Linked DNA regions of Mus musculus: regions 2, 3 and 4 are each linked to region 1. The links are chromatin loops, found by intact Hi-C in ENCODE. Cell type or tissue: heart. All regions are shown on one strand. Region 1 holds the start of Agpat4 (1-acylglycerol-3-phosphate O-acyltransferase 4 (lysophosphatidic acid acyltransferase, delta)). Region 2 holds the start of Gm41527 (a long non-coding RNA gene). Region 3 overlaps Agpat4 (1-acylglycerol-3-phosphate O-acyltransferase 4 (lysophosphatidic acid acyltransferase, delta)). Region 4 overlaps Agpat4 (1-acylglycerol-3-phosphate O-acyltransferase 4 (lysophosphatidic acid acyltransferase, delta)).

Evidence for each region. A loop is a pair of places that touch in the nucleus more often than their neighbours do. Peaks named below come from ENCODE experiments on the same cell type or tissue, not always from the same donor. Only the 100,000 strongest peaks of a DNase experiment are listed, where the experiment ranks them.
Region 2: a loop joins it to region 1, with 4 times the contacts of the local background. A loop is called at or near these places in 4 of 42 quality-filtered maps.
Region 3: it touches region 1 in a loop (2.6-fold over the local background); 14 of 42 quality-filtered maps call a loop at or near these places.
Region 4: it touches region 1 in a loop (2.2-fold over the local background); 13 of 42 quality-filtered maps call a loop at or near these places.

The regions. Positions count from the first base shown.
Region 1 is chr17:12,116,193-12,124,192 of GRCm38, forward strand. It overlaps Agpat4 (1-acylglycerol-3-phosphate O-acyltransferase 4 (lysophosphatidic acid acyltransferase, delta)), which reads left to right and starts at 3,092. Exons shown (of 9, transcript NM_026644.2): 1 at 3,092-3,223. In heart, no CTCF peak of the experiment used is centred here; a DNase peak (open chromatin) is centred at 3,029; H3K4me3 peaks cover 2,905 bases; H3K27ac peaks cover 3,068 bases.
Region 2 is chr17:12,368,706-12,376,705 of GRCm38, forward strand. Gm41527 (a long non-coding RNA gene) reads right to left here and starts at 1,641. Exons shown (of 2, transcript XR_876413.1): 1 at 1,360-1,641. In heart, CTCF peaks have their summits at 2,816 (motif pointing left) and 3,530 (motif pointing left); a DNase peak (open chromatin) is centred at 3,536; H3K27ac peaks cover 267 bases.
Region 3 is chr17:12,164,520-12,172,519 of GRCm38, forward strand. All of the region lies in intron 2 of Agpat4 (1-acylglycerol-3-phosphate O-acyltransferase 4 (lysophosphatidic acid acyltransferase, delta)), which reads left to right. Among named protein-coding and RNA genes, the nearest start is that of Agpat4, 49 kb to the left of the region's middle. In heart, a CTCF peak has its summit at 6,780; DNase peaks (open chromatin) are centred at 4,282 and 6,832; H3K27ac peaks cover 1,666 bases.
Region 4 is chr17:12,175,623-12,183,622 of GRCm38, forward strand. The region is part of intron 2 of Agpat4 (1-acylglycerol-3-phosphate O-acyltransferase 4 (lysophosphatidic acid acyltransferase, delta)); the gene reads left to right. Among named protein-coding and RNA genes, the nearest start is that of Agpat4, 60 kb to the left of the region's middle. In heart, no CTCF peak of the experiment used is centred here; a DNase peak (open chromatin) is centred at 3,959; H3K27ac peaks cover 890 bases.

The sequences.
Region 1 (8,000 bases):
GGTACTTCTCACCACTATGATAATGAACTAAAGTCCTGACACTAAGCCATTTTGGGTGCTGAGAATCGACTCTGGAAGAGCAATCAGTGTTCTTGACTGATGAGGCATCTCTCCAGGTCCTGAGCATAAAACTTAAAAAAAAATTATTTTATATATACATTATAAAGGAACTGAAAGTTAATGTTATACACCATTGAATAATTAGCATGTCTGCACTTTGATAGTGACCGCGTACAAGAGGGAGGTGTCACACAAAAGCTCTAGTTGTTCTGGATTTTGGAAACTTTAGGATTTTTAGGTTAGGGATTGTCAGCCTGAATTGTCTTCTTTGCAATAATTCTTGCTGTCATGATGGAAATAGCGCCCCATCCCCCTTAGAGTCTGAAATGAAGGAAGAGACTCTGCTGACCACTCCGCCCTCTTCCCTTTGCCTGTTCTTTGACCAAGGTGGAGCCCCTATCCACTGGAGACCTTGTGTCCATGCAGTATCACGATTGTTTACACGTCTCTTTCCCTTCTGAGATTGAGTGCTACCCCATTTGTTTTTGTGGCTTGGATTCCCAAGAGATATTTGCTGAGCTGAACTGTTAGATTATGACAGAAATGTTTATAACCCTCTGTGAATATAGACACAGGAGGCAGAGTCTAATTGCGACTCTTAAATAAAACGCCTAGAATTCAACCCACCAATACCTTCCCATCCCTCAGATAGGTTTCTAAGATCATGAGCTCTTAGCAATATTGGCTAACAGACAAGGCCTTAGCAATAGTAAGGATCAGAATTGAATCGTAATAATGAAATAAAAACATTAAATATTGAGCTTGGGGCAAGAGCTGCAATTGTCAAATTTTTAATTTCCTGCTGTTTTTACCAAAATCACTCACTGTAACTATAATCAGTGTAATGTAAATTTATGGAAGACTCAGATATTATTGTTATTGTTTGTTTGTTTGTTTGTTTGTTTGTTTGTTTGTTTTTTGAGATGGTTTTTCTGTATAATCCTGGCTGTCCTGGAACTAGTTTGTTTGTTTTTTGAGATGGTTTTTCTGTACAATCCTGGCTGTCCTGGAACTAGCTCTGTAGATCAGGCTGGTCTGAAACTCAGAGATCCATCCACCTGTCTCTGCCTTCTGAGCGCTGAGACTCCAGGCATGTTCCACAACATCCAGCAACAAGTCTCAAATTCTAAAATTAAATTTCCACCCAAAATGCCACTATGAAAAAAAAATTAACTATCTGGAAAGTATTTTTGGAAAACTCATTGATTCCCGTCAACAATAAAATCACAAAATATGGGCTGGTGAGATGGCTCAGCGGTTAAGAGCACTGGCTACTCTTCCAAAGGTCCTGAGTTCAAATCCCAGCAACCACATGGTGGCTCACAACCATCTCTAATGAAATCTGATGCCCTCTTCTGGAGTGTGGAAGACAGCTACAGTGTACTCACATATAATAAATAAATAAATCTTAAAAAAAATAAATAAAATGGTATGGTCAATGTTTAAAAAAAGTCACAAAATATAACTTGAAAAGTTATAAGAGAGAATTTTACTGGGGAGAGGGGGTGCTGAGACCATTTCTCTATGTGGCCAGAGGGGATTGAATGTTCTAGAAGCTAGAGTTAACAAGAACAAGAACTTAAATATTACATTGGATTCCAAGAACAAAAATTCGGAGTAATTTATGTTATGTGTGTGTGTGTGTGTGTGTGTGTGTGTGTGTGTGTATATGCGTGCGCGCGTGTGTACTTATGTGAGTTTATGTGCACCACATTCATGCAGGTGCCCCTGGCCAACATCAGAGAGTGATGGATTCCGTAGAGTTAAAGGCAATTGTGAGCTGCCAGGTGCCTGAAACTGAACCCTGACTTATTCAAGAGCGGTAAGCACTCTTAAACCCGGAGCCACCTCATCTCTCCAGTACTTATAGGAAACTCTTTACTAACAACTTTTATAGCCCTTGCTAGCCGTTCAAGTTAATTTTTACACCCCACAAATGGGCTTTCGGTTTGGATTCTTCCTTATGCCCTCCACCCTCACTCCATTTGGCTTTGCTCCTCTCACATTCTAGATGATCTTCAGGATGTCAAAGTCCAAACCCTTTTCCTGCTTCTTGAGTACCTTCTTCTTGGCTCCTGTCTGCAGGGCAAGCTATTTGCCGTGCTTCTGCAGCCTGGAGGAGGAACTTCTCAGTACTGCTCGCGCTAGAAAGTAGAGCGACCACGGGGCATTCTTTCTGTAAATATGTAAACATCTGCGACAGTGTCTTGAACAGCCCGTATTTGAAGGGCACTTTAGGCACCCAGAGATTGAATTCACCTTTCCAGGAATGTCACAGACCTGGCCTTTGCGCACTTCCAACACCGCCCCCCCCCCGCCCCCTTAAAGTTTCAGGACTCTGTTCGGTTAATCTGCTCAGACCCTTGCTAACTTAACAAGAGTGTAAATGTCATGTGCATGTGTGTGTTGCCTGCTTGTGCGCACTAGCATGAGTAGGCAGTCCTGGCACCCGCTGGCACCCAGCTTTGGAAGGAGAGCATCCATCCACAGGAGCTCCGGGCATCCTAGGTCTGTTGGTCCTAGTCTCGGGAACGCTGGGCGTGATCTTGGAAGGGGCTTCCGGGCTGGCGGAGTGGTGGCCAGGAGAGGTGAGCAAGGCACTAGAGTGCGCGGGCTTCAGCTTTCATCCTGTTTTCCCCCCACCCCCACCCCCAAACGAAATGGCACAGGGGACTTGGGGCGTGGGGGGGGGGGCAATTTCCAGGGCAGGAGGCCGAGGTTTCTCAGGCTGTTTGCACGGGGATGCAACAGGGCTCTTGAGCTGGGCGAGTGGCGGCAGGCCACTGGGATGGCTTTGTTATCCACGCGGGTGACTACTCGATCCCAATCCCCATCTGGCTCCAACAGGAGGCCGAGCTGGACACTTCTTTACACTCATTGGAAGGAGAGGGTGACTCATGTTACACGGGGTCCGAGCTTCCCTCCCAGTAGCTGCTAAGTCGTAGCTTTAAAAGGAAGTGACATGGGTGGGGAGAGACGTCAGCCGAGGACCACCTTTTTTTCCCTTCCCGAAGGGTCCACCCCTTTGGGTGGAGTCTCGCTTTTTCTTTCCAGTGTTGGCTGACTTACAGCTTCTCTAAAGTAGAGGCAGTTTCTGAACCTCAGGCTCCTGCCTCGCAGTTCTGGCTTGTGAGCACCAATGCAAAGAACTGCCCGGAGCGAGGTAGGTGGTGTTGGTACGATTACCAGGCACCTTCTCCTGGGGTGTGGCGTGTGATGATCGGATGCCCTTCTCTGGCAGGGGTCCCTCTGCTCGGCTGGTTTCCTAGTACTTTGGAAGGGATAGGCTCGGAGCGGGATGCTGGTGGGGTTGGAGCGAATGATGCGGGGGTGGGGGTGGGGGCAGAGGGAGGAGCACCGGGGCTCCGCGACCACTGCTTTGTGCCAGATTGTGAGGAGCTTTCTGGGGGCTCTGCGAGCAGCCCTCCCAGGGTGGAAGCATTTTCTTGGCTACCGTGAAGGTGTAGCGATGGCTCCTGTTACATATACGGGCTCTCTTTTCGTGCAACACGTTCTTCTGTCTCTGGTGTTTCTATGACAACCACAAAAATATACTCCACAAAAATACAGTCCCAATCTAAATTGATTTATTTGTATTTCCTTCCTGGGCTTGGCCTGGCTGGGCCTCGCTGGAACGCAACGTGACTCTGTAGATACCCCCTCCTCTCGTTTTCATTTTGGTTTTTCCCTATCGCAGGAGGGCTGGGGGAGGGGAGTTGTCAAGGAAACAGGCATTTGTAATCACCGCTTTATTTACTTAAATTTAAGCTTCTGGGTTCTCCATCATATGTCGGGATTTTTAAAGGGAGTTCTTTTATGTTTTTGAAGCTTTCCAGTATTAAGGGCAGCTTTTAGAAACTTAACTAATTTCTTAAGACATGATATTGAACAAACTAAGAGGGGCAGGGGGATTTAACTCTTTATAGGAGGATACTGCATTGAAATAAAGTGTTGCAAAGTACCTGATAATTCACACTGGTAAATATGTTATCAGCTGTTCAGGCTCACCCACAAGTCTAAACATGTATAAAACGAGTCTTGGCTCTATTCTGAACTTCATTTAGCCACAAATCAAAGTTCAGTTAGCATAAGAAATGCTAACTACCCAGCTGGGTCTCTAGGGTATTGTTCTGTGGTGCTCTCACCTGGATTACCCAGTGTTTACCCTCTAGTCTTTCCAAACCTGGCACGGATCTGCTCATCTGAAGTTATCACTCAGCATCTCCTACTGGGGGGAAAAAGTTATCTCAAGAGGAGGGAAACGTAGTGTGGATGTGTGCATGTGTGTCTCTGTATATCGGGGGTGGGTGGGTAAGGTTCCTTTTGAGAAAAACAATTAAGACTCCCAAGTTAGAGGTATGATATCCTTCTGGTGCAACGTAGGGAGGAAAAAACAAACCTTCAGAAGAAAACTAAGACACGAGAGGAAATTATCACCTACCCAGTAATAAGCAGAGGTGGACAAAACTTGATACAAATAATTCATTGCTTAGAAGGCAGGCCCATTAGTGGTTTTGGGTGCTGCTTATATTCAGTACCTCTGAAGCAAGCCTGATAATGGACCCTCTTCTAATGTGCATGCCCAGTACCAGAATTCCTTCCTTATTGGTACCAATATAGAGTCCTGTATTACTGAGATTATCTGTGGTAAGAATTTAAAAGGCCTCAGGTTACTTTCAGGTTATTAAAGCCCAATCATAGCTTGGAACCCTAGCCTCTTGGCTACGTGGAAGCGGGAAGAACCAGTAGTTTCTAGAATGTTCTTTATCTCACTACTGTTATTTATCTCGGTCTTAAAAACTGACCATAGTTCCAGAGATTTTAAGCATTTCAGATACAAAAGTTCTCTACAAATGGGAGCTAAAGAACAGGGCACAAAATTAGAGGGCTGGGGTTGTTGCTTGGTAGTAGAAAACTTGCCTAACGTCCCTAGAAACCCTCAAAACAAACAAATCTAACTAGAGAAAAAAATGGAGTTAAAGACAAGAGAATTAGGTGAGGGGTACAGAACATTAAAAAAACGTACTCAGAATAATGATTCAACTTTCATTTTGCCAAACTTACTTTAGCATTCTGCCGGACAAGACAATGGACTTATCGTCCGACCTTCCAAAGCATGAGAGTAGTGGGCTTGTCTCAGCATGTCACTCAGAAAGTTTCCAGACCCAAACCCAATGCAAAAAGAAAGTAGTAAATAACCAAACAGACCAGACCCCTCTCAGCTATCCAGAGAAAGAGTGACTTGTTTAACCTGTGGGAGACAGCTGGAGCTGGGTGGAAACAAAGTACCCCAAGGTGACTCAGAAGGCCAGGCTATGTCATGACTTTGACTGTAGCTTGGATGCTCGCGAGGGCAGAGAAGGAGGGAGCCATCTTAGTCATTCCAGTCCTTGCCTTAAATCATGGCTACTCAGAGAGGAGTTGGTTAAGGCCACCCTTTCTGTTCTGCTGTGTTCTGAAGGGAGGTCTGGTGGGCAGGGAAAGAGGCGTGCCTATTTCTGAGTGACTCTTGATTTACTGATGAAGTACATGGCTAAGCCTCGCTTAGTAATATTCTGCCATTTGGAGAACTCAGATGAGTCCAGTTTAGCATTGGAAAACTAGCCTTAGACTCTGAAATTCGGTTTCCAGTGAGTTCTCGAGAAAGCAAGCATTCTGCCAGGGCTGTGGGAAAGAGGGTTTCTGCTTGGGGCCGGTGTGTGTGTGTGTGTGTGTGTGTGTGTGTGTGTGTGTGTGTGTGTGTTAGTTTGTATTTTGTAGTTATTGTGTGTCCACTATGTGTCAGAACAACTCAGTTAAGCAGTTACAGTTTTAAACCACCTTGGGGGAAGGTATTAAGAGATTTCAAAGACTAGCCAATCTGTTTTTCTCTCCTAATGGCAAAATAAAAGGAAATGCCATGTGAGAATGGTTTATGTTGAACCCCCCCCCCCCCCCCCAGAATGCATTCTTGCATCGCAAAGATTTCTTGCCTATTTGCTCTTTTTTTTTCTTCTCTTCTAATGTTTTCCTAGACCCTCAGGTCTGTTAGTGTCCAGACTTCTAGCAGTCCTCACTGTCTAGCAGCTCTGCATAACTCATTTATTCATTCGTTCATTGAACAACATCAAGTCCCTTGTTATAACATTACGTGCTATGCTATGGACATGCACTACTGAAGTATCGAGCTAGCAGGGACAACGGGAGGCTCCCTTAGCCCTGGAGATAATGATAGAAACATTCACTAGCTAATGGCCTTGAATGTCGGTTTTTTTTTTTTTTTTTTTTTTTTTTTGGTCTTTCGAGACAGGGTTTCTCTGTAGCCCTGGCTGTCCTGGAACTCACTCTGTAGACCAGGCTGTCCTCGAACTCAGAAATCCGCCTGCCTCTGCCTCCCAAGTGCTGAGATTAAAGGCATGCACCACCACGCCCGGCTTGAATGTTGTTTTGACAAACAATGTTTTAATATAGATTGCACTGGGCAGTGGGGGAGAAAATGGTTAGCTGCTAACTCTCATCCCGCTTAAAGTTTTCTTGTGTTTTTCTATATTGGTTGAGCATAAGTCTGGGAAACATCTGTTAATTAATAAAACGGGAAGAAATGGGATTCTGAGTGCTGGATCCATAGGAGAACAGGGGATGCGGAGGGAGAGAGTGTCTTACCCTGCTCTTTGTGGGGACTGTGGCTCTTCCCAGCAGACACAAGATAAAGGATTTTGTTTTGCTTTGCTTTGCTTTGCTTTGCTTTGTAAGGCCTACTTACTTCTAAAGTCTATGTCTATCGGTTTACTGAATTTCTTTGGAAAAATATTCTTTGGGGTTTTCTTTTCATTATATAAGACTAGCACATATGGTGTCAGTAGAAACAAGAGTCTAGACCCCTCCCAAACCTTAGACAGTCTGTAGCAAGAGCTGCTCACCTCAGGACCACAGAGCATCCAGGAACCTCTGTGTATTTCCGGGGCTCAGAAAGTTTTCTCAGTAGACTGATCTTACTCTCTGTTATCTCCACCTTCAGCCTAGAAGTGACAAGGCAGTGTGACAAAGTTCACCAGGAAGAACACCTTCCTCTGTCTGTCTGACCTTGGGGGGAAACCAGTTATCAAGTCTTGGGTTATTTTAACCCCTGTTTTAATCCCTGATGAGATCGGCCTGAAACTAATCTGCTGTCCCTCTGCTTGGGTTAGATGCTGCCTCCCTGTCCTGAGCGTTTTTTGCTGTGGGTCTGAAAGTGAAGGAGTATCTTTGGCCTTCATGGTGCTTTGAAGCTGGCACTGAAAGTCTTGTAGGAAGTGATTCCTCCCTCAATCTTGGGAATGTGTGGTGACTCAGACACACTGATAAGACTGGCCACCATGTAGGATCTGCGAGAGTGGCAGTGGCAGAGGCCTACCTTTGCTGAGGGCTTCCTATATGTCTGTCGGTTGTTCTAAATTTTTTTAAAAATAGATTTATATTCTAGTTCTTCTTCTTTTTTTAAGATTTATTATTATTATTTTTTATGTATGAGTATACTGTTGCTGTTTTCAGACATACCAGAAGACAGCATCAGACCCAGTTACAGACGGTTGTGAGCTACCATGTGGTTTCTGGGAATTGAACTCAGGATCCTTGGAAGAGCAGCCAGTGCGCTTAACCTCTGAGCCATCTCTCCAGCTGGTTGTTCTAACTTTACACGCACTAATCTGAGTTGTGTCCTTAACAAATTTCATGTGAAAACTACCATAACTGTTCATTATACAATAAAGATTAGTAAACTACGGGACTCATCTGGAATGGTAACAAGTAGCACTGAGGTTTGAACTGTGGACTCTTGCTTTCCAGAGCCTTGCCTCCGAGCAACAGACAACTCTCTCTTATCCTGGTATGGTGACTTTTTCTCCCAGTCCCAAGTAGAGCCAAGAGCAGTGGTTCTCAACCTTCCCAATGCTGTGATCCTGTAGCACATGTTACATGTTGTC
Region 2 (8,000 bases), 250 kb after region 1:
GCATACCCAGATATGTTATATGGGTCAGAATATTCAAATTTTAAAAATTAGAACATGGGGCTGGACAGTTGGCTCAGCAGTTAAGAGCATATGCTGCTCTTACAGAGGTCCTGTGTTTGGTTCCCAATACCCATGTACAGGAGCCCACGACTACTTATACCTCCAGCTCCAGGGGATCCGACACCCTCTTCTGGCCTCAGGCACCCATGTTAACATGCATATCCACACACATACAATTTTAAAATAAAATCTTTAACATTTAGAATGTTTGTAGTTATTAGGCATACCAGTAAAAGTATTGATTTTTATCATACTTTTTTTCTTATAAAGGACATTTAATTGAGGCTGGCTTACATGTTCCGAGTTAGTCCAGTCTCATCAAAGTGGGAACATGGTAGCATCCAGTCAGGAATTGTGCAGGAGGAGCTGAGAGTTCTACATCTTCATCTGAAGGCTGCTAGCAGAATACTGACTTTACCATACTTTTATTAATTACTGAAGCTTAAAGAATAGTGGAAGGAAAGTGTGAAACTAACCTTAATAAAAAGTTTTCCTTTTTTGTTTTTGTTTTTTAAATAGAAAAGAGAGATTTAAGGTGGCAATAAATAGGGAGTCTTCCCCTACATAGCTTAAGTAACCAGCTGGTTGGCCAAACTCTAGAGGAAGCAAATAAAATCTATGATTCGAAACATTGAGGTCACTACCTCAATCTCCAAAGGTTTGCTAGAGCAAAGCATTAGGCACCCAGTCACATACATGCTTCTCCTCTGAGTGAATTCTCCTGTCTCTCACCCACGGTCTGTATCACCTGCTTCAGACAGAGCTGACCAACGTCCAGGTTTACGGCTAGCTTTCTGTTTTGGTTTTGTTCTTTTGCTGTAATAAAACACTTAGGTCAAAAGTGACTTAGGGGAGGCGAGGTTTTATTTGGCTTACACTTCCAGGTCATTACACTTCTGGGTCATAGTTCATCACTGAAGGAAGTTGGGACAAGGATACAAGCAGGAACTGGAAGACGGCCCTCCTTGCTACTTTATCTCTAACCAGGGAACTCACAGGCAAGAAAATACAGTGGGACTTTGGAGGATGTTGCTTGGTGGTTTGCTCATGGGACCATTTGCCCAAAGAATGGTGCTACCCACAGTGAGCTGGGCCCTCCATCTCAATTAACAATCAAGTCAATTCCGTGCTGACGTACACGATTGGGCAACCCCTCAATTGAGACACCCTTGTTAGGTGATGCTCTGTCAAGGTAACAGTTAAAGCTAGGTAGAGCAGTATCTATTGCCTTTGACATTGGACTTGGGATGCTAAGAACGTATCCACAGCCTGAGGCAGAAGCTGCAAGAGGACACTTACCTGGAAGACTGGGTAGGCAGAGGCAGCATAGCCCACTATACTGGCTTCCTTGTGTTCTTGTTTTGATTTTTTTCCCTCTCTTCTTAACCCACCCTTTATCTCGGCATTAGACCTAATCCTGAAGGACCCAAACACGGAGTTCTTCTCCAAACCTTCTTCTCCTAGACTTGTCATTATTTCAAGGATTTCGAGTACCAAGCTTTCTCATCAACAGACTGACTCTCATTTCTAGCAGACTGTAGGCAGTGCCTGCTGGGGTCCAGCTCCAGGCTTCTGTTAGGATGAGCTCACTCAGCACCTGGAGAAGAGAAAGCCCAACCCTGTAGTATAACATGTGACTGTCCTGCTCCTACTTGCCCTGAAGGGTGTGGACACTAGCTGCCCTGTGGAGAACTGTGGGAGGGAGGGAAAGGAAGGAGGAAGGACCACCTGCCTGTAAAGCCCAGATACTGCAGGAATGCAGACAGCTGCAGCTGTGGCCAGCAGCTTCTCTCTCACCAGCAGAAGTGTAAATACCAGAACTGGTCATGTGCTTGCACCAACTCTAAAGGAAATGCAGGGACAAAAAGGTGGTGGCGCACGCCTTTAATCCCAGAACTCGGGAGGCAGAGGCAGGCAGGCGGATTTCTGAGTTCGAGGCCAGCCTGGTCTACAAAGTGAGTTCCAGGACAGCCAGGGCTACACAGAGAAACCCTGTCTCAAAAAGACAGGAAAAAAAAAAAAAGACAGATGCAGATACTCACAGCCAACCATCGAACTGAGCATGGGGACCCCAATGGAAGAGTTAGGGGAAGGAATGAAGGAGCTGAAGGGGATGCCAACCCCATAAGAATAACAACAGTATCAATTATCTGGACCCCTCAGAGCTCCCAGAGTCTAAACCACCAACCAAAGAGTATGCACGGGCCGGTCCCATGTAGCAGAGGACTACCTAACCTCACCTGGCATCAGTAGGAAGGGAGGCACTTGGTCCCGTTGGAGGCTTGATGCCCTGGAGAAGGGGGATGTTAGAGGGTAAGGCAAAAGTGGGTAGGTGGAAGAGCAACCTCTTAGAGACAAAGGGAGAGGGGATGGGATGGGGGGCTGTGGAAGGGAGGCTGTGGAAGGGAGGCTGGGAACGGGGATAACATTTGAAATGTAAACAAATAAAATGATTAATAAATTTAAAAAAAGAATTTACTATTAAAAAAATCAGTTGCATTAACCATGCCTCAGTGACGTCAAGCAGCAGATAGATAGGTCCATGACCTTCTAAAACTGCAAAACTTGGGTTAATACCAGCTGAGAGACCAGTCAGAATGATATTTTCTAGTTCCATCAATTTTGATGACTTCATGAACTTTGTAGGCAGATGCAACTGATTTGTAACCTGGAGTTTCCAGTAGCCTGGGCTGCAGGAAAAAAAAAAAAAAAAAAAAAAAAAAAAAGAGTGATTGGCGCCCTCTGTCGGCCACTGTGGTTATATGCTTTTGTTTTAAAAATCTCTCATTGGTCTTTCAGAACGTGTAACATTTCCAAACCATGGGTGGCTGAGGATAGTTTGTAAATGACCTAAAGAAAGGGGGGGGGGGGGAGTTGTTCTTTGACGTAGCAATAGGTTTCCTCAGCTCAGCCAGCTCCTCTCTGGGTTGGATTTAATTCAGAGTGCGTCAGAGGAAGTACCTCCAGGAACTGGGGTCTCTCAGAGGACGTGGTTTTGGGATAATGTTCTGCAAAGCCAAGCCCTTGAGGCGAGGCAACATTTCCACATTGTGTGGCCTAAACTTTTTCCCTCGTGATTTTCCACACTTTGCAAAAGGAACAAGTCTCCTCAGAGGGAGGCTCGCCACGAGATGTTGCCTGTTTGTTGACTTTGCCTATGAAATGGACGTTGCTGATGGCAAACATGATAGACAACAAAGGAACCCAGAGAGGAGCACATTCACTTTAGCAGGTGCACCTTCACATCCTGTATAGATTTGGGGACATAGGATGGAAATAGTCTGTAGTATGACTCCTCCTAGAATTTAGCTCCCATTGGACTACATTCCTGTTAACACCAGAAACAACCACCACAACCTCAAATCAAATCAAACGAAAGAACTCTGCAAGCTGAGAGCGAAACATCCAAAGGCAAATACACACCCAGGCAAGTTCGGTCATCTGCAGTCTAGAGTAGGTCACACGCCCCCTGGTGGTCCACAGTGAGCATAGTAGGCCATGGACACTGGCTTGAATTCTTCTCTTTCAGTACTTTGCTTGGGTTTGCCCCTCTGGGCTTCCAAGGGTTCAACAAACAGTGTAGGTACTTGACAAGTGCTTGGCTGAGTCTTGACACAGATGTCTAGGGTAGCAATGTGGCTGGAGTGGTCTGCAGCAGCAAGGCTCGGGAGTGAAGGGCATGGATGACGGTGATGCTCGCTGGCTGTGCGACCTGGGACAAGTTACTGACTCTGTTAGAGGCTCATCGCTCTCAGTCAGTACTTGTGAATTATAAACTTAGTACTCCCTTCATGGTTGCAGGATGACGATTAAACCAAATCATACACAGCACAGGGGCCAGCGTTATCACTGTACCCGCCCCAGAGGTCGATGTGATGGTTAAAGGGAATCCCTTAAAACCTGGGTTTTGGGGTCAGATCGTGGCTTGGCTGGTTTCCACAGGCATGGCTATGGGTGAGTTTCTGTGCCTTGACCTCCAAATTAGCAGGAAATAACAGGAAGGAGAAAACCCTGGAGAATAACTCATGACATAGCACAGCTGGTGTGTGCAACGTGGAGAACAGGTTTGCAGGATGCTGCCGTCAATATGGCTTCTCCTGGCAGAGAGCCAACAAGTCTGCCACACCTAGTAGTTCTCTCTCTCTCTCTCACACACACACACACACACACAATTTATTTTCGAGACAAGGTGTCATTGTATAGCCCTAGCTAGCCTGGAGCTTATTATATAGACCATGCTAGCTTTGAACTCACAGAGATGTGCTTTCCTCTGCCTCCTGAGTGCTGGGATTAATGACGTGCTCTGCTATACCAGGCAATTACCACTATTTTCAAGATAATGGAATGCTTAAGTTAGCCACTAATAAAATCCATATCTAGGTCACTTTACCTAGTAATGACTGTGACCTTGAAGAGCTTTTTATACCCTGGACTCCTCTTTTGGGAGTAAGAGTCCTAGTCTACGGCTTGACCTTCAAAGTGCTTGACACCAATAAGGCCACGATTCTGAAGATTTGACCTGTAGCCGGTGGGGGGGGGGGAGGAGGAATTTTAAGGGGGCCATTAAGAAAGTTAACTTATTCTTTCCCAATTTCATGCATGTGTATAGTACATCCTGGTCATGTTTGTCCCCCGCTTACCCTCTACCTATGCCCGTGAGTTCCCCTGCCACCAAGCCCCTCTCCCTCCCACTTTGACAACTTTTTGCTTTGCCTTTCTTTCCCTTTGCTTTGTGTCCCACTGTGTTCAACCAGGTCTGTCCTTGCGCATGGACAGTCCCCGCTGAAGCACCAGGGAGAGCTGGGGCCGTCATCGATCAGATGAGCAAGGAAGCTATGTAGCCACCATCTACATCTGAGCCTTGGCATGTGCTCAGGTTTCTTTCGTGCTTCTTCTTGTCTGTGTCCCCCACATACTGTGACATAAGATTTCTTTTTATCTTAATGAGTTTGAGGAGCAAGGAAAGAGAGATGGCTTGGCTTTCTTCCCCCCTGTCAGGGACTTTTTTTTTTTTTTTTTTTTGAGATGAGTGGACTTCAAGAATAACCTAGTTAAGGAAATGCTACCTCACTGGATGTCAAAGGAGTCCTGTAGGCTGATTTAGAAGGTGTCTCCTCAGAGATTATATTTTAACCACTGTGCTAACTGGGCAGCCTGTTATCTCCTTCCAGGAGGTGAGGGCCGATAAGATTCTTTCTCATTGCATGGTCTTGGGGGCTGAGGAACAAAAGCTGGGGACACACAGCTGCCGCCAGATAATTAGAACAGGTTCTGAAGGCATTTCCTAAACCAACCTGGCAAAAGCAGGATGTTACCACCAAGGGCAGGACAAACTGGTCAAAAACCTCAAGGCTGAAATTCACTCTCTCTCTCTCTCTCTCTCTCTCTCTCTCTCTCTCTCTCTCTCTCTCTCTCTCCCGTGTGTGTGTGTGTGTGTGTGTGTGTGTGTGTGTGTGTGTGAGATACTGCACACATAGAAATCACAACCTTGGGTGCCGAGTCTCTCTACCCATCTTCTCTGAGGAGACTCTTTTGAGTGCTGCTGCATGCTTCAGGCTAACTGGCCCACTGAGTTTCTGGGAATTCTTTCCTGACCTCCCATCTCATCTTAGAAGCGTCTGTGTCTGGCTTCATGTGGGTTTTAGCGATCCAAGCACACAGGCCTTTGTACTTGGGTAGCAAGTGCTTTACCCACCTTGCCATCTCCCCGGGAGCCCTGTGGTTTATGTTGAAATGACAGGTCTTATTGGGGCCCATCAGAGACCTCATGGGGAGGGAATGTCCTAGAACAACAACTCCCACTTGACAGAGCCTGGAGCAGGCGGAGGGTAGAACTCAGGTGTGAAGTCGCTGGCAGGTGTAAACCTCAGGCCAGTGACACAGGTTACCTGGCCACAGCCTCAGCCTCAGGTGGGACTGGAACCCCATCTCCCCATCTGACTAAGTTACAGTTTCTATTGCTGTGATGAAAGCCATGACTGAAAGCAACTTGGGGAGGAAAGGGTTTATTTTGCCTTATACTTCCATCACTGAGGGAAGTCAGGCCAGCCACTGAAGCAGAGATAACGGAAGAATGCTGCTTACCGGTTTGCTCCCCCTGGCTTGCTCAGCCTGCTTTTATTTTATACCTCAGGACCACCAGCCTAGGGTTGGCACCACCTCCCAGTGGGTGGGGATCACCTACATCAATCATTAATCAAGAGAACACCCCACAGGTTTGCGTACAGGCCAATCTTATGGAGATATTTTCTCAGTTAAGATTTTCTCTTCCAGCCCCCAGGATTCAGGAGGCTAAAGTAGGATTCACTGTGTGGAAGCCTCCAGGCATTTACCCTCGTTCACAGCTGAGCAACACACTCCCCCCCACCCCCCCACCCCACTGCTGCCCATTTTCTTCCCTCACAGGATATGAAACCCTGTGGCACCATAGCCATGTGAATGTGCTCTGTGCTGCTCTGTTCTGGCTGTCACGGTAGAGAATAATACAGTCACAGGACCTTTAGGAGGCAATATGATGTACAAAATAACACAGCAGAATTAAGTGTAGTCTAGAATTTTGTTGGAGGTGCACTGTTGCCAAAATTCCTTCATGGGGTGGGGGGAGACATAAACAATGATTCCTCTTCCTCCCCCTTCTCCTCTTGGTGTCCCAACACTAAAACCAAAGCATGATTCCACTGAAGTTCACTCTGGGGGGAATGAATGAATTTATTGGGCTTCTTTATAGAACACAGAGGAGGGGTTACAGGAGTGTGGGTGTTTCTCCTTCAAGAGGCCAGAAACTATTTACCCAGTGGGATGACAGATTTCCCATAGTCACACAGATGGAGACCTCCATTCCCTACCCTTCCCCCGTCTATGTACTCTTGCCCTTCCCAAAGACCATGTGGTTTTAGGCTACAGTTGCATACAGCCGGTTGTTGGGAGCAGCTGGATACTGAGTTGAGGGTCTCATGACCCTCCCTGACCTTCCATAAGGGGATGGAACATCGCACAAGCCCTGCTGGGATAACCAGCTAAACTCTGCAAGGTGCCTGTTGCTTCACTTGGAGGACAGTCACAGTCACACACAATAGTCACAGATTCCTCCTGCATTAATTATTTTTTTCTCATCACAGGGAAAAATCCAGACAAAAACAGCTTGAAAGAAGAATTTATTTCAACTGAGCAGCCTTCTGCTGAATAGACCCCTGTCTGGGCCAGTGAAAATGCCAGGTAGTTTGCTCATAACTGTGGCCTACGTGGAACATGGCGACCTGCTGGCACAAGCCAAGGCTCACCTTCAAAAGGTTCTACAACCTCCCAAGACAGTGCCACCAAGTGGGGACTAGTGTTTAAAATCATGAGTCTGTGAGGGATGTTTCAAACCTTTAAAATCACTCAAAAAACAACAAAAAACCACCACCAACAACAAAAAACAGATAAAAAGTTTTGTAAGCATACAGTTCTGATAACATTCTTATGGTGACTGGTTAAGGAGGAAGGCCAAAATAAGACTTTAAGTGGAAGGCAACTTATAGTGGCATAGCAAAGCCATCATGTATCTGGTGAAATCTGGTTTTATTTTCCCCAAAGTCTTTTGGAAGGAAAAAAAAAACTGCTTGTTACTGACTTTTTGTATTGCTTCTAATTTATTAAACTGGGCTGGCGGGTTCAAAAAAGGGGAGGTAAGGCCAGTGGTGGGTATGAGGAGAGGAGAAGGCTGGCTGACAAAATATCAGGGTGTGCTCACACTCAGGTGCCCCCATCTGTCTGCTGTGTGGGGCACTCCTGGAGAGACATGACCGTTGTCAATTCATTCCCACAGGGCACACATCACAGGCCAAGGAAACTAATTCCAACTGAATCTAGCTGGGAGAACCAACTACCAAAGGTTGCCTCCTCACAGGAACTCCCCTGACACTCTCACCCCAGGTGCAGGCGGCTCTACCGAGGCTCTA
Region 3 (8,000 bases), 48 kb after region 1:
AGAAAGAAAAAGGGGTAAGCATATGAGAGGCCAAGGGAGAAAGAGGCTTTCCTTGTGCCAGAGTGGATGGGTGGAGGGGTGGAGGCAGCAAATTACAGTCACAAGGTTAAAACAGTTGTGCTTTGAACTGACCAGATGTTCCGCAAAAACCGTGGAAAAGAAGCTTCGAGGTGTGGCCACTTACCCGATGCTGCTCTTAGGTCCAGGGGGGATAGGCAAGGTGGTTCAGCTCAACGTACCACTTTCTCTATTTGTGTCACGTTTGCCCCTGGGGGGACTTTGGGTTACCCTACCTTACTCATCTTCCTCTTGCTTTGCATATAGAATCTTCTTGTCTGTAAGTGGGCAATATCTAGTCAAACCAGAAAAGTTTGGTCACCTTAACTGTGTTCCAAATGCAGATCCCTAGAACTGAACCAATGTCCACCATTGGACCGAGCTCCTACTCACCCGCTGGCCTTGGTAGGTGCTCTTAACTCAAAGGCGACCGATACTCTGGTAATATAGGCGCTCCAGTTTGTAACTTTTGTCTCCTGCTCCTTTTATCATGAGATTCTGCCGCTATTGATTCTCCAAAAGGTGTTTTTTGGTAGAATTCTCAAGAGATGCTTTGGTGTGACTGCTCAGAGTAAACTCGGTGTGGCCAATCGCCCCGTGCTTTATAAAGACTACCTTCTGTGCTGCATCAGCAGAAGGAAGAGTTATACAAATTCAACAGCGATGAATAAAAATGGGGTTTCAGTTTCTAGCCTAGTGTGGCCGGGTGTTACACTTGAAGGTCACTGTACCTTGCTCATCGTCCTGCAGGCTGCTGGGTGGGGAATTACTGGTGGGCCTTGGGAGGTGGGAAACCACTTTTTCACATAATTTGCATGAAAGAGTAAGGGTGTATCACACTGGGTGTTCTTTTCTTGGAATGAGAAGACAGTTTGAGAAGTAGCAATTTCCACCAAAGGCAGTTCCTTCCACAGTGAGTAGCATGGTCTCTCCCACAGGTGTGTAACACAGTCTTACTAAACGACCTGCTTCCTTATCTTCTGAGGTCTCTCTCTGACGTGTTAAACCACAGCCTCTGAGTGTTCTGAAACCCAGTGACTCCCACTCAAACCAACAGAGGATGAAGCATTTCCCTGCTCTTTCCTGATTACCTCTAACGATGCTCATCTGCAACTGAAGACTCGATACTCCAGGGCAGTGAGTTAGCTTAGGGGTGAAATCCAGAGTTGGCAACTTCTGCTATTTTGGCCCTGGACACGGTGCCCTTTCCTGTGTGATTGTGTGAATGAGCAAAGGCTGCCTATTACTCCAGGGGCCTGGTGAGCATCTCCAGTGCATGGAACACCACTGTACTGCGCAGACTCCAGTGCATGGAGCACCACTGTACTGCGCAGACTACTAACTCACCCTGAAGGTATACTTTTACTTAGCCTTTGCGGTATGGGAAGACCCGGGTTGTTTTATTGCATTCCAGAACTTTCATGTGATTGGTGATTTAACGAACTCAATGCTGTGCAGTGAGGTCTTCTCCAGCGGTTGCCATGAAACCGATTGGGACAGGAAGAACATACAGTCGCATTGCTGATTCCTTCATGTCAGAGACACGAGTAGTAGGACTTCCCATAGGGAAAAATGATTAGGGTTGAGACTGTAGTTCTGTTGACAGAATACTTTTCTAACATGCCCCCCCCCCCCCAAACCTGGGTTTCATCCCTAATGCCACACAGACCCAAGTATGGCAGCATACACCTGTACTCTCTTCACTAGGGAGGTAGAGGAAGGAAGATAGACGTTCAAGGTCATCTCTGTCTGCACTGGAAGTTTGAGGCTAGCCTAGACTACCCAAGACCCAGCCTTAGGAGAAAACAAAACAAACAAGCAAACAAAAACAAGTGACCAGGCTGGACAAGACATAGAAGGCTTCCAGAGGGGCATGTGTCTGGCCAGCCTTGGGAAAGTAGGGGAAAGCAGGTTGTCCAGCTGTTAGTGGTTTGGGCCTGAAAACCAGTGAACTCCAACCTAAGTCAGAGACTTACTGACTCACAAAACTACAGGCGGAGGCAGACTATGGCACTCCTGGCCACAGGGACCAGGAACTGGCAGATGCCACATACTATGTGACTGTGTTAAGTAGGTGCTCTGGATTCTGCCCCCTAAAGATGGCTTCTCTCCCAGAAGCCTGGCTGCCAGCAGCTGCCTGCTCTCTGTGTCCTTTTCAGCTACCAACAAAATCAAGGCTTTGTAGCATATGTGTAGCATCCATGACTCCACATCCAGAAGTGTGCTACAGGCCAGCCGCTAAAACGTCAGGGGTTTCCCAAGCCCCACCTGAATGTGGGCTGCACCATTCTATAGGCTGTGGTGCTGCTAGGCTGGAAAGAAAGGAAAACGCCAACTTAACATCACTGTTTATCACTATGGTTGCGATGCCTCAGGTGGACAATGCCCTAAACTATGGGCAGAAATAAACTCTCCCTTCCATTGATTGCTTTTGGGGGCTGGAGAGATGGCTCAGTGGTTAAGAGTAGGAGTTGCTCTTCCAAAGGTCCTGAGTTTAATTCCCCGTACCCACATGTCAGCTTACAGCTAGCTAGCTACCTGTAATTCCAACTCTAGGGGACCTGACACCCTCACACAGATACACATGTAGACAGAACACCAGTGCACTAAAAGTAAATAAGGCTTTAAGACATTAAATTGCTTTTGTCAGATATTTGTCACATGGTGAGAAACACAACTAATATAGCCGTAAATAAAACCTTTCCCCTTTGCCTGAGTCTCCCAGCCAGGGGTTGACTATTTCCCAGTACAGCTCTGTGTACCAGCCCTATGGGTAGTTACAAGTCTACAGTAATCAGGGCGAGGGTGTCTCTTAAAGTGAAGGGTATTGAACTGGTCTGAGACCTAGCCATCACATTACAGCTGATAGATGGTGATATTTAGCAGATTTACAGGTCTCAGTACAACATGGTGCTATATAAGAAGTGTGTTGGGTGGGATCAGAGGAACCCAAGGGGATACAGGGACCCCACCCTCAACCCAACTATGGCCTAGTGGGGATAGCAGTCCCCTGGCTGAGGGTCAGTGAGCATTCTAGTGTTTGAGGAGTGTGGCAGAGCTGACCACAGAGACCCTTACTGTGTGCATCAGTAGAGCAGGTGTGGAGAAGGCTGGGCCATCTTAATAGTATCCCAGGGCTATGTATCAGGTGTTGAACTGAGTACTGCTCTCTTGATAATGCCTTCATTGGGACGCTTACAATGGTCCTGGATACGTGACTATTTTGTGCAACTTCTACCTTGACAGCCAGCTGCTTAAACAGAAGGTGAACATTGTAGATCTGTGTCTCCAACTAGGGCAGACCATGATCAGTGACATGAACTACTAGAGCAAGACCCATACCTTTTACCGGGTTATCATAAGCAGGGCTAGACCTCAGGGTAAAGGAAAAGGCTTTACAACAGGGTAGTTGGCTTTGAACAGGTCCTGCTCTGAATCTTCACCTGATGCCAAACATGCTCAAACAATGGAATGACTTTGCAGTCCGTCCAGTGGACATTTAGTGAGCACCACTGTTGTCATGGACCGGCATTGTGTTTAGAAGTACTGGGCCCAGAGATGACTGTATCCATTTCTGTCTTGTGGCTATAATAGCATAAGGGGGCACGGGGAGAAGTTTGAAGAACAAGCACAATATGCGGACCGAGTCAGGAGGAGGGGAGGAAGAGGTGCAGCAAAGAGGAAGACAGACAGACAGACAGACAGACAGACAGATAGATAGTCAGAGCACTGGGTCATATACCACCTTGGGGCCAGACCTGCTGCATGTGTATCTTGGAGCTTCCACACCCGAAGCATAAGGAGCAAGAGGAAAGGATGGGTGTGTGTGTGTGTGCTGATGAAACGCAGGGTAGGAATTGGAGGAAGCAGGGCTGCAGCTGTGTGCCCTCCTGAACCCAGGAGCTGAGCTTACTGCTGAGATCCTAGGGTTGCTGCCCCAAGAGCTTCTGCCCCTTGCTTTAGTCATCTACTCATTCATTCCCACCCAACCCACAACCCCACGCTGAACTCACAGCTCTGAAAGAGACGTCGCCAACTTGTATCTGTGTCTAAACATGTCACAACCTTCTTTGTTAGGCTATGAAGGAGCCGCCTTGTCAAGTCAGGAGGGAGGGAGCCCTTGGCAGCCTCTGGAGTTTGGCTCTCCTTCAATGGCAATTTTTATTTGTTTTCTTTAATCCCTGTCAACTGGCTGCAGCACAGCAGAAAGAGGCGAGCGAGTGTGTCTGAGCCCAAACAGCTTCCAGCTCTGGGGCAGAGAACAGCTAGCGGCCCTTCGAGGGGGGAGGATGTGGAAAAGTGTTGCGTGAACAGAGGCAGATGAGGCCAGTTCACTAAGTGTGGCTGGCGGCTGGATAGGCATTGCTTATGTAGGCATCTCTACCTAGGAAGGAGAAATGGTTGTAGCTGGTGGAGTGTGCTGGGTCTTTTGGATCTGACCTACCAAACTAAGTCATGGGTTTTGTTTTGCTTTAAGTTTTGAAGCTAGGCTTTTAATTGTAGTCCAATGATGGACTCAAACATGTCACCCTCCTATCTCACCCTCCCAACTGTTGGGGTTCTAGGCATGCTCAACTACCACTTCGGGCTTGGTTTTTTTTTTTTTTTGAGTACTAGGAGAGACTATTGTGCCAGTGGTCCAAGCAAGCAGACCCCAAAAATCAGTATCCCAGGATCTACAGACTGGAATGTCTGCAAATTTAAAACACACAGTCTTAGCTTATCATAGGAATCGGAGAGGCAGACCAGCGCTCCCGCAGAGCAACCGGATCGTTAGGTGTGATGACAGAGCAAGACCTCACCAAGCCACGGCTGTTCTCCGCTCACTGGTGTGAACAGGAGCTGAGCCAGTTCAGGGGTGAAGGTGGCAGAGATGGAATGTGCTGGGAGTTCGGGGAGTTTGAGGTCCAGCCTAAATTGCCCATGGGTGTGTGTGTGTGGGGGGTGGGGGTTGGCAGACTTTCGAACACACAGAAGGGCAGAAGCCATTCACAAACTAATCAGCGTTAGAACCTTGGCAAGCAGTCGTATGTGGGAGTGGGGTCATCAGTCACCAGTTAAATAGAATAATTAGTGTCTCTTGCTAAATTGGGAAGATTCATTGTGTAATGAGCGCTAGAACTGGACTCCAGCTTGTAGAAATGAGAACTGGTTCCTTAGTCCCTTTGGAGGATTTAAATCAGTATTTACGATCACAGGAGCAGACAGGAAACAGTGTCAAGCTGGATGTAGACTTGTCTTGGTGTTGGAAACTAGTAGCTCTGTTGCCTTTATCTTGGGTCCCATCCAGCTAGGGGGAGTTAGGGGGTTGGGAGGGAGGGGGAGGGGGGAGGGGGAGGGGGAGGGGGGAGGGGGGAGGGGAAGGGCTTCTGACAACTGAGTTTGGTGCAGCACATTCTTTGCTGGCCTGACAATGGACTAAGTCTTCCATATTCTCTGAGGTGTTTCTAGTCAGACATGTTGCAGGTGGCTAGCTCCCAAGTGATGCCTAGGGAAACGTGTGAGACCAAGGAAGAGACTTCTGAATTCTGCTTATTTCAGGCAGATGTGACCTGAAGGGCCCAGGCCAGCTGGGTTGAGTTTGGTCTCCACTTCCAAAGAACCATACAGGAGCTGGGACCCTGTTAACTAGATGGGTCTCCATCCTTTCTTGTCTTACACAGGCTTCTGCCTCCTTCCGCCTGATTCTGGGTCTCTGACCCACCATCTATATCTGCATCTTGAGTTACTTCATTCATTCATTCACCAAACATTTGTTCAGGATCTGCTCAAGCCACACTCTGTTCTTGGAGACAGTAGATAAACGAGGATATACTTGGGACTTACATCCCTGTTGGAAAACCCCAAGATGTGGCCTTTTTATCTCCCTGTGGCTCAGTGGTTTCCAACTTCCCTAATGCTGAGCCCCTTCAATACAGACTCTCATGCTGTGGTAACCTACAACCATAAAGTTACCTGGATGCTACTTTATAACTGTATGTTGCTACTGTTATGAATTATAATGTAAATATCTGATGTGCAGGATATCTGATATGTGACCTCCGAAGAGGTCTTTAAATAACCATGGGTTGAGAACCACTGCCTCATAGGATAAAGGACTAATAGCTCATTAAGCTCAGACAAGGAGTTTCTCTAATTTAAGTAGCCACTGAGCTCGCTGACCATGGCCTGTCCTGCCTTGGTTTAATTCTTTCTAGCCCTGAGCTTTCAATCTCACCACTGCAGGTTCCACCACCCTCCCCCACATCCCAGCTGTGGTGCAGATGCAGATTAATGAGAGGAAACCAAGAGCCTCGGCTCCCGACTTTGGTAGAGCCATGAACACATTTGTAATTGCATTGGTGAAACCATTCCTAGGGCTGGGACCTTTGCTCTCCAATGAGTGATACCAAGCCCCTTTCTCTAGGCCTGTGGTCCACATTGCATCACAAGCTGTCAGAGACTGACATAATCCTGCAGAGGAGGAAGCTGACCTTGGGGGCAGACTTGGGTCTCTATTTCTCTTTTTTTGGGGGTGGGGGGGTGGGGGAGGGGCACTCTAACTCAAGATTGCTGGGATTACAAGTGTGAGAGCCCAGGTCTGGCTGAATCTTTGGACTTCTGCCTACTCAGTCCTTCGTCATACGGCTCTGGCAGGAGGGAGCTCCTTCCACGTGGCAAAGTTCTATTTTTTTAAAGAATGTGTCTCATCCAAGGTCAGAGTAGCATCTCTCTTCCACTGGGTGGAAGCCCAGCGTTTCCTATTTGGGCTCCATTTCCATTTTTCTCTTGGCTGTGAGTCATTTCCCCCTTGTTCCCAGGGGGCCATATGATGGTCTGGGGATTCCCTCAAGGGTGGGCCCATCCTGTAGTCAGATTGCCCAGTGCTGGGACTGACTACATCTTTCCTTCCTGTCATGAGGGATTCCTTCCTGTTCGCTGGCCACATACTTCATCCTGTCTTCTGCTTCAGTGGTTAAAAATGATGAATGAAACAAATTATGTTTTATTGTACCTCATGTAAATATTTGGGAAAGTATTATTTATTTAAGGATTCTTTAAAAGCATATCTATTTGGCTTCCTTTTGAATACATTGACTTTTCCATTTCTTTTCCTCAATTTTATTGTTCTGCACTGTAAAGAACATCTGTGTCTGGACTGATAATTAGACCCTGAAAACCTAAGTGCTGAAAGATACTTTCTTTTAAATTAAGAAACTCATTGGAAACATTTGTGTGTGTGTGTGTGTTGTTACTTTAAGTGAATTCGAATTAGACCTAGGGAGATGGGGTAGTCATGTTCCCAGGGGGCCATATGATGGCTCATTGCTTTTGTTTCAAGTTTAAGCCTGCAGATGTTGATAGTGACTACATGTGTAACCCACCAGTTCTTGAGTGTCATATTTAACAAGGAATGAATGACAATAAAGAAGTGGGTTTATGTTAGCACCTATCCTGGGATTATCATCGTGATTTCAACTTTTTATTTAAAATGTTTATTAAATTGAGAAAGAGTGAGCGTGTGTATGCATGTGTGTGTATGCATGTATATGTGCATGAGTGTGTGTCTGTGTATGTGTGCATGAATATGTGTGTGTTTGTGTGTGTGTGTATATATATGTATATGTGTACATGTGTGTGTATATATACACATATATACATATATACACACACACATATATATATATATATATACATATATATATATACATATATGGGGGAATATGTGTCTATGTGTGTGAATGTGTGTCTGTGGATAAGCATATATGTGTTTCTGTGTGAGCGTGTATATGTGTGAGCATGTGTGTCTCTGTGTGGGTTTATGTATGTGTGTGTCTGTGTGTGTGAGCATGAATGTCTGTGTCTATGTGAGCATGTGTGTGCCTGTGTGTATTTATGCATGTATGAATGTGTGTCCATGTTTGTATATGTGTGAGTGAATGTGTGAGTGAATATATGTGTGT
Region 4 (8,000 bases), 59 kb after region 1:
CCTGAAGATTTAATGTATTTCATTAGTCTGAATGTAAGTTAGGATTTGCAAATGCATTTCTGACTGTGTGTTTAGACTGGAGAAGGTCAAGCCCACTCAAGAGGCTGCTGTTGTAATAACCTAGAGTCAGCATTAATCCTAAGTGTCTCTGGCTGGAGGTCACAACCTCCTTTATAATCACTGTGACTATTTGTTTATGGTAATGTTGCGCGAGCACTTGTGTTGCAGCAGGAGTCCTTGATAAATGTTTTCCTTGCAAATGAAGAAGGTCTCAAGAGGGTCAGCGTGAAACAGAGCAGCTCGGCAGAGGGTGGGGAAGTGGGTGCTGCAGGGGTCAGTAGTTAACTCCACTACAGGGCTTCAAACTAGTGTAGACCATGAGAATGCACCCAGTCAAATCTCACCAACTCTGATGCACTCATTATTCATTCAATAGACATGTTGAGCATATATTACATGCAAAGCCCTATACTAGTTGTGTAGCCCTATACTAGCTTTGCTTTGAGTAAAGCACCACAGAATGTCCTGAAGATTCATTATCTAATAGTCTAAAATAAATGTTGGGGGGTGAGGCAGGCAACACCATGAATAGATGATGGAGAATGTGTACCAGTTACCAACTACTGCATAACAAATGACCACTGCCCCTGAGTGGCTAAGAGCAAGCATTCATTCTGCCCTTGGATTCTATGAGCCTGGAATCAGAGCAGGGCCCAAGGGACACAGCTGGAGTCTGCTCCAGGATGCCTGGTTTTCACCAGTCTATAGCTCAGGAACAGGAATCAAGGGATCTCTTTGATAATGTCTGGCAGTTGATGTTGCCTGCCTGTTGGGCCCTCATCTGGGTTCTTAAAAGAGCGATTTCTCTGTGAAGCATCATCAAGATGGTGGACTTCTTAATATGGTCATCTGAGGTTCTGAAAGTGGGTGTCTGAACTCAGAGGACAGAGGACTGTTACCTTTTATGGCCTATCCTTAAAGTAGAACTTGGGGGAGGGGGGTTGGGGCAAGGTTCAAGTGCTTGCTGTCCAAGCAGAGGACCCAAGTCCTGACTCCCAAGCATTCATGTTAAATGGAGGCACAGGAGTATGAATCTATAAAATCAGAATGCTGGGATGGAGCAGAGGTACCTCCCAGGGGCTCACTGATCACTCAGTCCAGGTTTATCAAGAGACACTGCCCAAATATAAGGTAGAGGTGATAGATGAGGATCCCAGGTGCCCACCTCTGGCTTCCATGTATGACACAGGTGAATCAACACACACACACACACACACACACACACACACACACACACACTGCATACACATACACACTCACAGCTGTGTATCGCTTTCAACACTTCCTTCTGGTTACAGCCAAATTAGTTGTCCTCCCTGGTCAAGTCTGTCTCTTGTTGGTAGAATGGATGTATTCTAGAAGAGCACAGGGGATCCACAATATAGCTACTATCATTTTTGGAAAGTATAATCTATTGAGGATTGTAGGCATAAACTTCTCCAATCTATTTTAATAAGCGCTCAGTCTCTCTTCTAGCCCATCACCCACCAGAGGTAGTAGAAGAGAAAAGTGATTAGGATATCTGGGAAGTTGACCTGTTTAGCAAGAATTTTTTAAGAGCAAGCTCAATCTTCTTTGTCATCAGTTCAATGCTATAGCAAACACCAAATACGAATCCACAGCTGCAGTCCAGTCTCTTGGCAGGCAGACACCAGGCACGAACCAGCAGTTGTAGTTCAATCCTGAAGAAACCCACAAGGCTTGCCAGCCTGCCTGAGGTGAGACTGCAGAAGCAGCAAGAAGCTGCAGGAAGCTCACAAGCAGCTCCCCTAGGAGCTTCTCTCTGCTGTCACCACTAGTGGAGCTTTACAATGCTATGTAAGGCGAACCAATACCTGTGTGCCATTAGTGAGGAAAAACAGCAAGGCAGAGCAAACCAAACCAATGCTCCTGCTCCCACCATCTGTGGGGTCATATTTCTACTCCTTCATCACACATCCTTGCATGTGTCTGCTCTAGCAAGACATCCTTTCACCTGTGTGCCCCAGCAAAATGTCATTTGACATAACTGAGTTTCCAAAGGAATTAGAGGTTTCCACTTCAGAGGATGATCACTTAAAAAATATCTTTGATGATTTTTCTTGTAACAAATAGGACCTAACTCCTCTATTGGATGTAGAAAGGACTTAGTGTCTTCTATTAAGTGGTATGAATTCCAAGGGAGACCCATTAAAGCATACCTTCTGTCTCTTCTCTCTCTTCCTCTTTCTCTCTCTCTGTCTCTCTCTGTCTCTGTTTCTTTCTCTCTGTCTGTCTGTCTGTCTGTCTGTCTGTCTCTCTCTCTCTCTGTCTCTCTCTTATTTTATATGTATGATTGGCTGCACGTATGTATTGTACCGATTGTCCACAGAGTACCAAAGAGGAAATTAGACCCCCTTGAATTGGTGTTACAAACATTGTCAGATTGCACATGGGTGCTGGACCCAAACCTAGGTCCTCTGGAAGAGCAGCAAGTGCTCTTAACCACTGAGCCATCTTTCCAACCCCCTTCTCTTTCATACTCGAGGAAGCCTACTGCTAAGACCTTCACATGCACACATGCTTCAGAGAGGCCTGGAGAGGAAGGAAGTATTAAGACCTGCAGCTATTTGGCCTGTCAACCCTAGCTGACATCTTTGACCACATCTTCCCAGGAGACCCCATGACATCCCCTCACCCCGTGCTGAGCCATGCCATGTCTGCATCCTTCAGCTGCTATCAGAGATAACTGGTATTCACTGTTGCTCTGAGGCATTATGCACAGCGGTGGGCAGCTGATGTGTCCAGCCTAGCATGACAGCATAGAGGAGTGTGTCCATTCAAGGTGTGTACATGAGAGCATCAGGGCACGAGAGCATCAGGAATAGGAAAAGAACTAGGAGGGGAAATAATGGCTAAAGCCTAGGGGCAGGTTGGAGAGTGACTAGTGTCATTTAAAAAATGAGGCCTTTGGCACACAATGATCCCCGACCCTGCTTCTGCCCATAAGTCGTCCTGGGCATCACTCTGGAACGTCTTTAAAAATGCAGAGCCAGCTGGGGAGCTAGCTAAGATAATCGGCTGCTTGGACCTAAGTTTGATCCCTAAAACCCACAAGAAGATGCTGGGTGCTGGCATGTGATTGAAACGCATCACTGGGGAGGTGGAGACAGGTGGGCAGCTTACATAACCTTCTCAGCAATCCAAGGTTCCAGTGAGAGACCCTGTCTCAAACAGCAAGGGGGATAGTGGCCTGAGGCCATGACACCAGAGTGTGACTTCTGACCTCCTTGTGAATGTACACACATCTCATATACATACACATAAACACAAAATGCAGAGTTTTATGCCATTGCCCCAACCCAAGGTTCTCTACACTAGCATGGTACATGCCTACAGGGCATGTCCTGGTTTGAAAAGCCCCCCTCTGAGGTCAGAGTTCCAGGTACCTTCTAGGAAGCCTCTGCTAGTGGGCTTGAGAGGGCAGCCTTGAAGCCAGAAGGGACTTATAACAGAGACAGAAAACCCAACATTTCTCCTGGTTTTATAAATGAGTTTCTTTCTTCTGTATTCTATTTTTAACCTGAAGTGCTCTTTGAATAAAAATGAGACTTAAAAAAAAAAGTCAGTCGGCCCCTGTAATTTCCTTTCCTTCAGATACTTTAACATCTCCCTGGGGACCATAACGTTCATTAATCCAGTCCCAGGGAAAATTGTCATTTGTCATTAATGACTTCTTAACCTTCGCCTTATCTGATTAGGTGCAGAATTAAGTCTGTTGGACAAGCCTCAGTCCCTGCCCCGCCACCCAGTGCGTTATTTCCAGAAAGGACCTGAACCATCACTACTTCAGGGGAGCCAGAGCGGATCCAGGGGGCAAGATTGCTCAGTCCTGATGACTTCTTCAGCTGCCGGCTGGGTGGCCAGAAGTGTGGAGCTTCCTGCAGCAGCTGATGGAGAAATCTCTCAACTCTGTCTGTCTGGGCTTATCCCTATTGGCAGTGTAGTCACCAGCATCCTGAGCCACAAAAGTGTTGTTTTGGTGCCTTTTGTAACCCGTACGGTGGCAGGGACCAGCTGTTCTGTGCTTGTGAGTTTGGACAATCAGAATGTGTAGGATGTGTGGGTACAACACTGTGGCAGAGCACTTGCCTTGTAGGCACAAAGTATGGGTTCAATCAACAAACAGAAAAACTGACCTTCTGCAAGGCTAGAGTCCCCTGATGGCCATGTGTCAAATGGACTAGATTGCTTCAGGAACGCCTACATCCTCATTGGTTCTAAACATGGAGTCTGTATGTACTTGGCTATTAAGTGAAGGGCCCATACTTGTGGTCTACAACATCCATATGCTTGCTTTCTCCTGGGTCCAGGCCAGATCTGTTAGACACTGGGCCAAACTTCTCACAGATAATTAGGGTCTTAACACAGATATCTGGAGATAAAATGGCATGTTGTTTAAGATAAAACTCTTGAGTCTAGACGGCCTACTCCATTATATTTTGGCTTGTAAAACCCTTTCTGTAGGGTTGTTTGGCACATAGAGCTTAATTTAAAATATTAATAGTGCTCATTGAATGCATTCAGTGCAAGTGATAAAATATGTTGGCACTGGCGCTCTCCATGCTTCTCTTAGACTTCCCATAGCGGAGCAACTCCACTTGCCACCTGGGTCCTTCCTGAAGGACTGGAGTGGAATTTTTTCCCATCACCTTCTGCCCTTCCTTCCCCCGTCCATCCTTATTAGACCCTTTCATCCTCCTGCCAAGTTAACCTCTCTAGAAGTACAATTCAGCATCTTTTTCTGTCCCTCTTTCTCCATCCTCCTGCGGCTCTGGTCGTGTTGAAGGGAAACTTTTAAAGCACAAGCTTGCATTGCTCCGGGAGTCGAGAGAATATAAAATCTTTATATAGCGTTAGCACTCTGGTGGGATGGGGTAAAGAAAGTGAGGGCATAGGGATGTGACTCGGACAGTTTCTCTAGCTGGGGTGTTGGAAGTGGCCCTCATTCCCTGCTTCTCAGCCTGCTGCAACCAGTGTGGGCTGCCCTATCTATCAGCCAGGCTTTAAAAGGATCAACGTGTGTTTATTAGTGTGCATTACCACGAGTAGGCCCCGTTGCAGTAGCACCGCGTTATTTTGATTAAATCACTGGGTACGTAGCGTGGCCAAGTAGACAGCGGCTGTGGTACCAGCTGTGGTGAGGTGCCTACTTATGGTTTTTACCCTGACCATTGGCCACATTGGCCCATGCTTTAGTCACAGAAGGAACTGTGTTCATACCCAGGAGGGGAGGGTATGACTTGGAGGAATGCTGGCGAGGTAAGGGCAGGTGCTTGCTGGGCATGCTCATGGTGCTGTGTAACAGCTCTTCTATGTCTCTGGAAGCTAGATACAATGTTGCATTGTGTCAGTTACATAGGAAAGACCAAGAGGCCAGTCATTTCTCTGTAATTAGCCAACCTGAACCCTTTGAAAAACGTGGGTTGTTAAGCATGCCTGCTTCAAGCAGAGCATTTCTAACAGGCTAGTGACAAATGCTTAAAATTAATAGAGATACTATTCCCCCATGCACGCTGCGGCATGGATTTCTTTTGGGTGTCAGAAAAGGAGTCTGCATTTGCAGCAATTCTGATGTATGTTACCTTATGTGTTTTCCAGAGAGAATTCAGATATGGAATCCTGGATAATAGAAGGGAGTTATTTCTCCCTTTAAGTGATGTTCTGGTATTTATTTGAAAAAGAACAACACAGTTTCCAGTTGAACATTTGCACACTTGGCTAAAGAAAAGGTGGGGGGGGGGGCAGGCTACAAAACAGAATGTATCTTAGGCACTCTTCCATGAGAGATGGGGAAACTGAGGCAGCATGAGGGGTTAAGTAACTCGTTAGAGGTGTCACAAATAGTAGATCGTGGGGCCAGTATACAAGTAAAGAGTAATTGTGCCGCTAATTGAACCCTAGCAGGAGGGTTGCCCCGTGTCTCATCCTCTTATGGTCAGTAGTCATAAAGCAGGTTTGCCGTGGTAGCGTGACTGGCATTCGATGCTGGGTAACTTTGGTAGGAGCATTGTAGGATGCTCAGCAGCATCCCTGACCTCCACCCAACGGCGCAAGCAACACTTTCCTCAAGTGTGACAGCCTAAAATATCTCCAGACATTGCCAGAATGTCCCCAGGGAGGGGATATCGTGAGGCAAAGGACAGGATGGCTATTGGCTGAAAGCTATTACCCAGACAGAAGCCACTTGCAGATTACAACAAGAAGCCACACGGTTTAGAGTGTTTTCTTGTGTTTAGGAAACAATATATACATAATTTTTCTTACCTACCTTTCAAACTGAGAACAAGAAACACAAAGCTCTTTGATAGAAAAGGCGACTCCAGTTCCTTTATTTTTAAATAGAAGAGGTAAGAAAAACATTTTAAAATACAAAGCAAAACAACTATGCTATGTTTTGCTTGAGAAATGTCCTCTGCAGGCTCCAGGACTGGGGGTTGTTTGCCTGGTGATGGGTGGCTTACTTAATCAATATGTTACCCCTTGGTAGATTTATACCAAGGCTTTATTAGAAGATGGTGCCTTGAGAAAGCAGGTCAATGGGGAGATATTTTGTCTCCCACCCTTGTCTTTCTGTCTCCTCTGCTTCCTGTCCGTGCTGAGGGGAACAGCCTCCTCTGTCTCCTCTAAGGATACCTCCTCTAGGCTAGTGGTTCTCAACCTTCCTGATGCTGCGACCCTTTAATACAGTTCCTCATGCTGTAGTGACCCCAGCCATAAAATTATTTCTTTGCTACTTTATAAGTGTAAATTTCTGCTGTTATGAATTGTAATGTAAATACCTAATATGCTACCCCTGAAGGGGTTGCAACCCACAGGTTGAGAACCACTCCTCTGGGCACTTCCTTAGGGATGCTTACAGACCACGTCCCTTGGCGATCTTCTCCTTTCCCTGTGATCGCTGCCTCCTACCCTATAATCACGTCTCTTCCTGAGACTCCAGGTTCTAAGAGCGTAGGGACACTGTGTCTGTGTGGGGCAGTCCAGGCACCTCATGAGGCTCCTAGAGTAACAGCTCCCTATGAACCCGTGTGAGTGTTGACTCCCTGAGACACTCGGGAACTGTGGAGTCTCCAGGCTGGCTCTCAGGCTTCTGGGGGCTCACACAGTGAACTGAACATGACCTTTAATTAATCTTAGCTTTCACACCGTGTTGCTCCTGACTTCTTTGGAACCCTATGTTGTCCACACCCATGTTGTCCACACCCTCTCCCCCAACCTCCCGCCACACTCTAACCCTTTGGCTTAATTGCCCCACCCAAATCCCCATTTTGTGTGTGACATCACTTCTCTGTGCCATTCCCCACTGTTCCCTTCTTACTTTCTTTGCTCACTTCTGTGACATTCTTTATGACTCCCCCAGCTCTCAAACTCTACAAGGCTTTCCTTTCTTTTCTCTCTCATCTTTATTAAAAAATCCAATTGATGAGCAGAGTTTTGAGCCAGGGTCTTCCTTCTTATCCAGGTTGTCCTGGAACTTACCTCAAAGTCCAGGCTGGTTTCAGACTCACAGTTCTCCTGCTCCCACTTCCTGTGTTGGGGATACCCGTAGTTGGCACCACACCCAACTTTGCATTATTATTCCCAATGTTGCTCTTCAAGCAGGGACCTGACCCTCAGAATACCTTGTCTTCCTGGGTGGTCCCCACCTCCATCTTTTTCCAGCTGGCTAGAATTCTCCTAAAAACAGGCTTTGCAAGAGGTGTCAGAGTCACCTTTCAGTTTTGTGACTTATGGTATCAAGGCCTACTAAGTCAGGTTAGTTCTCAAATTCTAAGTTCTTGAATGCCCAGTGCTAGCAGCTGTCAGCCATACAGCTTTATGAAGAGAAGGTACCAGGTGAACATGCAAAAGACTGAGGTGAGTGCCAGCAACATCCTGATACTCAGGGAAGAGAGAAGCCTTTATGGCAGACCATTGCT